Regions from separate parts of the Mus musculus genome. Here region 2 is linked to region 1. The links are chromatin contacts, found by POLR2A ChIA-PET in ENCODE. All regions are on one chromosome and are shown on one strand. The core of a region is the stretch at or near the end of the contact, and the rest is flanking DNA. Distances in the headings are between cores, read along the strand shown.

The links. ChIA-PET counts read pairs that join two places held with the same protein, here RNA polymerase II (POLR2A).
Region 2: POLR2A ChIA-PET joins it to region 1 with 23 read pairs in embryonic stem cell. The contact joins the promoter of Mxd4 here to the promoter of Rnf4 in region 1. POLR2A ChIA-PET finds 5 or more read pairs at or near these places in 4 of 5 experiments (Patski and embryonic stem cell).

Annotation. Positions count from the first base shown.
Region 1 is chr5:34,334,344-34,338,012 of GRCm38, reverse strand. Rnf4 (ring finger protein 4) reads right to left here and starts at 1,763. Exons shown (of 8, transcript NM_011278.5): 1 at 1,472-1,763. It also overlaps A830049F12Rik.
Region 2 is chr5:34,185,877-34,189,369 of GRCm38, reverse strand. It overlaps Mxd4 (Max dimerization protein 4), which reads left to right and starts at 1,660. Exons shown (of 6, transcript NM_010753.2): 1 at 1,660-1,860; 2 at 1,942-2,041. The coding sequence starts at 1,797.

The sequences.
Region 1 (3,669 bases), core at 514-3,013:
AAAAAACAGGAAGAGTTGACTTCACAAAGTTGTCTTCTCACCACCAAATATACATCATGGCACCCGGGTGCCCACATCATACAACACATCAGTATTGGTAATAATAAAAAGAGGACCAGAGATGTAACTCAGTAGTAAAGGAGCTGCCTAACATTTGTGAGGCTCTGAGTCCAATTTCCAGTCCCAACAAAACAATAAATACCCTTTGTTCAGAAATGAAATAAATATTACAGTCACCAAGAAACCAACTTTCCTGGGGGGGGGGGGGCGGAACAACCAAATAAGCTAGGAAACAAAACCAAAACTGTTATTGAAATGGAGTCTCAAGTAGCCCAGGCTAGCCTCGATTCCACCTAGGACCGAACATATCCTCAGATTCCTGATTCTTCTGCCTCTACCTCTGAAAGGCTGGAATCACAAGCACTCTTCAAAGTACTTAGTAAGCAAGACAACTTTCCACTCATTTCACATCGAACTCACAGGCAAACCGGGACGCAAGTGTTTTCTCCAACCATTAAAAAGAAAAAGCACCAGGTGTGTGTGGGGTCTGGGCTGGAGAGAGGTTCCCTCTCACCATTGTCAGGAACAAGAGTCAATCTGCAGGCTGAAAGACCTCAGACTACCTCAGCCTTTGTGAACCTCGGGCTCCCCCAATTACTTGGGCAACCTAAACTAAACGGCAGACCGAAAAACTGAAGCTTAAAACGCCCAGGGGTAAAGTTTAAAAAAACAAAAAGCAGGAACGCCCATATCTGGACTCCTCCCCCGCCCTAATCAAAATGTGGACAATGGCGTCCACTGCGAACAATGTTAAAGGTTAAGTTTCCTATCCCTGTGTACAGATGTGGCCCTGAGGGAAGGGCCCGAGCAGGCACCGGGCTAAGGATGGAGGTCGCAATCGCCCGCTTGACTAACCATAGATAGAACCAAAAGTGGCTCCTGGAAGCCCAAACCCCATTCAGCTCCAAAGCCCGCAAGCGTCCTCGGCACTCTCGCAACTTAGATACGGCCCGCCACGCGGCCCGGGTGCCCCAGCAAACTCGCAGGCCTCCGGAAGGCGGGGCGGCGACGCGACCACACAAAGGCTGCGTCATCAGCAAGGAACAAAAACCTCGCTCAGGTTCTCTGCAATCCGCCCGCCCGGCCCCGAGAGTGACCTTGGGCGACCCCCAACCCTCGCCGAGCCTCAGTTTCCCTTCCTACTTGGCGAAAGAGGTTCTCCGGCCAGGCCGCGGGTTGGCGAGCGGATACCCCCACACAAGACATTTCCCTACTTCCGACGACGGCGCCGCTCCATGTTCCGACAACCGCGTGCTCTCCGGGAAAGAGGCGGCAGAGGGCCCAAGCCGGAGAAGCGCGGTTCTGCGAGAGGCGGGCGGCCACCAACCCCAGTGCGGGCCGAGAGGCCGCCCGCGCTCCACGCCCGCACCGCCCTGCCCCGCCGCTTCCATGCTGCGGAGCCCAGCCTTACTTGGAGCTGGGGTTTGCTGCCAGACGCCTCGGCTGATGAGCTCGGGCAAGGACGTACCGACTCCAGCCGCCGCTGAGGAGACCCGTTCAAGCAAGCCTCCACCGCCTCACGAAGACCCACTTCCGCTCGTCCGGCACCGGCCCGCCCTTCTCAGCCCTTATTGGCCTCTCCCGCCTTTTCTCCCGTGCTCTACCGGTTTAGGAGGATAAATTGCAATTTTATTGGGTGAGAAAACCATCTATTACCACTTTGAAATACACCTTCTTCCGGTCACGCCCCCCGCCTGCTTGCGGGAGCTTCCACTTCCCGCGAGAGTGCCGCCAGTCGCGCTCCTCCCACGAGAACTTGGCGGTGTCGTTGCTGAGGCGCGTCGCGAGCTTGCCCGCTGGGTGTTTGACTTTTCGTTTGGCTTCTGACCTGGTATACGGTGGCCCTTACGGCTGCATCTAGCCCTAAACCATAATCCGTACCCTTCTCCGTCTCCTCGGTCGTTAATGAGGCGTACCAGAGACTCGCCCAAGGCCCCAATTTTCTGCTGATCCACAGGCAACCAGGCCGGGATTCGCACCATAAGTGCCAGGCTCTTAGGCATGTCGGTCCCCGGACTCTCCCTCGCAGGAATCCCATCATCTGGACAGGGGGCTCACCTATACGTTTGGGAGGCCTACCTGGAGGAAGCTTGAGGACTAGACGAAAGAGAACGTCCAGTTAGACATTGTGTGTGCTAAAGGCGGGGGAAGGTAGAGCTGGGCATGCCCAGGAGTCTGCGGGTTAGCTGCCCAAGTGTGTCGGGGCAGAGGCGAGAAAGGCAGGACTCAGAACACAAGTCCCATGGAATGCAAAGAACGGCCTCGGGCAAGACCAGGGCCTGGAATTGGGTCTTAGGACATCTCATGTTACAGAATCTCTCTTACCTGAATCTGAAAACCAGTATAATAACTTTAGGCAAGTCTCAGTCCATTCACACCTATTACAGGTTATCCATTTTACCTACTTCTGCCGGTTAATAAGAATGTGAGTGCTAACAGGTAATACAAGTCCTGCTGCTCCTGGGCTAGGTGGAGGGATGGGTTTAGCAACTGGAAAATGATCTATCCATAGATAAATAGCAACTAGAAAGAAATAGATGAGGACCCTCAGACTACTTGAGCAGATGATTTGAAGGTTATCCTAAATGTGGTTGAATTGCTTCTGTGGGGATATAGATCCTGGAAGATTGATTAACATGGCGAAGCAGATCAAAACCCGACCGTTAATATTTTCCATATTACAATCTCTGACGTTTTATGGAATTATAAGAGAACTTAGGATAAAGTGTGTATGATAAATACATACCTGACTCCAGTGTAAAATGTGTTTTGATGTTTTGGGCATGCTTTCCAAATGTTATAAATAGGAATAAAGAGAACTTACATTTGTAAGAAAAATGTAGGTATTTCTTATAATTTTTTGAATACTTAAATCAGGTGAGACCAAAACAGGAATATATACCCTTATAGGTTAAAGGTTCTGTTTGCAGTTAAACAGTTAAATATTTCTTGCCAGGAAGTAGTGGCCCACACCTTTAATCCCAGCAGAGATTAAACTCAGGAGGCAGAGGCAGGCAGATCTCTAAGTCTGAGGCTAGCCTGATAGGCTAGTTCCAGGACAGTCAAGGCTATACAGAAACACTGACTCAAAAAACACCAAAAAAAGCGAGCAGTGGTGGCGCCTTTAATCCCAGCACTCAGGAGGCAGAGGCAGACAGATTTCTGAGTTCCAGGCCAGCCTGGTCTACAAAGTGAGTTCCAGGACAGCCAGGGCTATAACAGAGAAACCCTGTCTCAAAAAACAAACAAACCACCAAAAAAGTTTATTTGTCCTAAGTTAAGTCCTTGCAAGTTAAAGTTTCTATTTGTAATTAGTAAGTTTCTGTTTGTCCTATGCAAGTTAAGGTTTCTGTTTGTATTTAATAAGTTCCTGTTTGTTCTGTGTTACATCCTTGCAAATTAAGGTTTCTATTTGTTTCTATTTGTAATTACTAAGTTCCTGTTTTAGATCTGCTCTGAACTGCTTGCAACCTCATTCATATGATGTATATCCTTACCCTTCTTCTTCCCTTTAAAGGTCTTTCATCCCTCTGTTTGAGGATGTTGGAATCCCTGGAGCTGGAATTACAGTTGTGAGCAGTCAGTTCAAATCTTTCCAACTCTCATTGT
Region 2 (3,493 bases), core at 411-2,910, 150 kb after region 1:
CCAAAGCAAAGGTGCACCCTTCAAAATGCTGGGCCCGCATGCTAAGCTCAGGGGCCCAAAGCTCAGCATTGAGCATGGGCCTCAATGCTCCAGAAAGATGGACACCCTTCTCCTTTACAGCTCTGGACAGCCCTGGCCCTGGAGTGATTGTGGGCTTGGTCAGAGAGGCACTTCAACCAATACTAAGGAGTTCTTTCAGTGTCTATACAGGACTGTTTATGACCGCATGAGGTTCCTCTTTTGTTTTTTTCAGGGCGCCATCAGAGCACCTGTTATTCTTAATCCTGCCCCACAGGTCAGACATCTGTGGCTCACACCCAGGCTGGGAGGGAGGTGGTTCTGGTTTCCACATTCCCAGATTGTTAACAGCTCTGGGTGTGGGAGCAGTAATCTCCATCTTTCTATTTCAAGGGGACACTGCAAGTTTCCTTATCTGCATATTGGGCATATGGAGAGCCACAAGGAAGTGTGCACAATGCATCCACCTTGGTCCTAAAGTAAATTCAATGCTAATAATCTTTGTTGTTTGCTACAGTACCTTCCTTCCATTTTAAGAGCTGCTATCTAGCCACCTTATTTCCCACAGAACTCTCCAGCCTGCTATTTTGTCCTCAACCTAATAACAGAGAGAGGATCAAGGGGTGGGAGAGGATGGATACAGAGGATGGTGTTAGGGCATCTTGAGCTGTCTGTCCCCCATGCATCTATAGGCCAGCATGAGGGCCTCGGGTCATTAGGGCCAGGAGTTTGCTGAAGAGTTCACCCTCTTGTCACCATAGCCTGGCTCTTGGCACGGCTCTACCCTCAGACCAAGCACCGCAAACAGACACTCACGGATCCCTCTTGCTCAGTAGTGTCAGTAGCTCTTGGTGCCTCTCCCTTAACCCTGGTGGCCTTCCTTTTTACTCCTGATGGCTGATCCTGCCTACTTTGGGTCTGACATCTGAGAGGCTTTTAGATTCCAATGGTCTGCGTCCCTGTCTCCAAGTTTTAGCCTTCCCTGAAGCCAATATTCCTGCCAGAGACAGGTGTCCTTTGCTGTTCTTTAGCGAGATCCCAGCGCCCGCCCCTATCAGGCCCCAAGCCTGGTCCTCCACCGAGACTATGGTACCAACTGACTCCGGGCAACAGGTCGTTGCGCACGACATGCATGGGCACGACAAAGCGCCAGGGCGCGTGTCCGCAGCGCATCCTGCCTGGTGTCTCCCGAGACACGGTCCACGTCCTCCTGGCCCCCGCGTAGGCCGGGCAGCAGTCCCACCACACAGTGCTTCCTCTCGGCAACCGGTCCTGCCCGGGCGTCCTCATTGGCCCCACGCCCTGTCACTGGCCATTGGTCCGCGGACTCAATTTACATAGACCGTTCTGGCCCAATCGGCGTGCAATGCCTACTTAACATGCACGATGGCCGCCAGTCAGCGAGCACTGGGGCTGGGCCACCACGTGCTGTTGCTAAGCTTGGGCTTCTAAATTGTTACTACTGGAGCCAGCCTATCCTAGCCAAGCTTCGCATCTGTCAACATTCTCAGCTCTGCCCGAGGCGTTCGGCCAGTCCCTATTGGGCAAGGCTAGACAAGAACCCGCCCCCTAAGCCGGAGCGCCCACACCTATTGGCTGCGTCGACTGCTGCTCGACTTATGTGTCAATTTGAGGGCCTGAGGCAGAGGGTGGCGGCCCAGCGCTGGAGTCCGCGAGTCGGGCTGGTGTGCCGCCAGGCGCGGGGCGTGCGGCGAGCAGAGCCGGCAGGAGCGCGCCGGGCAGCCGCCGCCGCCGCCGTCCCGTGCGCGGGCGGCAGGATGGAGCTGAACTCTCTGCTGCTGCTGTTGGAGGCGGCCGAGTACCTGGAGCGTAGGGACCGAGGTAGCCCGCGCCCCTTTGTGCCAGGGTGGGCGGGCGGCGGGCGGGCGCAGGGGGCCGCTGACCGCACCGTCTGTCCCGCAGAGGCCGAGCACGGCTACGCCTCCGTGCTGCCCTTCGACGGCGACTTCGCAAGGAAGAAAACAAAGACGGCCGGCCTGGTGCGCAAGGCCCCGAACAACAGGTACCGCCCCCAACCCCCACCTCCCACCCCCGCGCGCTGTGCCAAGCCAGCTCGGGTCGGCCCCACCCGAGTGTCCCCGTCCTCTCTGCGTCCCCAGTACAGTCCTGCGCGCACCCGGGCGGCCGGCCTGGAGGAGGTGCCGGCCCCGCCCGCGCGTCGCCATCTTCCCGCGGCCGCGCCTCCCCGCCGCCGTAAACAGTGCCACGCGTACAGCGGCCGCGCTCGCCGAGGGCCGTTCTGGACTTTTCCAGACCGGAGAGGAGTTGTCAGTTGGTGCCGACCGCTACTCCCTAGTTTGGGCCTAATTGGGGACTCCTCCCTCCCTTGCACTTCTCGGAGCTGGCTTTGCTCTTAGACCCAGCACCTTATCCCCAGGAGCCTGGACAGAGACCTCTCTCTGGCTACTTAAGCGTCCTGCGCAGCTTATTGACAAGGAAACTCCAACCACAAGCATAGGGCTGGCTTTGTCGCGAAGAGCTGCAGGGAGCTATTTCTCTCAAAAGTTCCAGGGCTCAACTACACTGTTTGCCTTGGCCTTGTGTTTGGAGGAAGCCCTGAAGCTGAGGTTTAGGTATGGCTAGGACTGCTAAAGGTTCCACCTTCCTGGCTGCAGTGGGATCCAGGGCACACCTGACACTGTCTAGGGGCTAACTTTGGCCCAGCTACTCCTGTGTGGTCAGTCTGAGAGCTTCCTTAGCAGGCTGGGGGCTTCAGGGCCCCTTGGCAGAGGGTGCGGCTCATTCCTGTGGCCTGTCTGTTCTTGGGAAACAGAGAGGCTGGCACAAGGACCCATTTCTGTGGTGTCCTAGGCCTGGCAAAGAACAGGTTGAATTACCAACGGCCTGAGTCCCAGCCCCTGGTCTCTTGCTTTGAACAGTTTGCAGAAGGACTTAAGTGTGTTGGAGGCCTCACTGCCCCAAGCTTCCACAGTGAGATGGCCTGGACCCGGCTTCTGTCTGCCCTAAACCCCAGGTTTGGGAGCTCAGCTTCCTGTGGCATGGAGTACCCACAGCTGATAGGAATGGTAGCATTCCTGAGCTGAGGCCCTTGAATGCTTCTGCCATATACACAAGTAAGAATCTGACCCAGCCTTGTAAATGAAGCCTTATTTTGACCTCCATTTTACAACCGAGGAAGCCAAGGCATAGACAGATTCAGTTACTTGGGTAGGGCTGCTTAACCACCCTGTTCCTGGATGAGGTCCTAGCCTTCCATCTTCTTCTGGGATGGGGAGAACTGGGTGCAAGGGGCAGGGGATGCAAAGGGCCTCTCTGACTGGACTTGGGTGCACCTCCCCTGAAGCTTCCTTGGACAGAGTGTACTCCTTCAAGACCTGAAGCCTTAGGGTGGCAGACACAGCCCTCCCCTCCCCAGTCACTGCTCAGAGGCTATTCTCAGCCAGCTCAGTTGAGAAGCTGGGATTTCAGATGTGGCAGGGCAGTTCTGAACCTT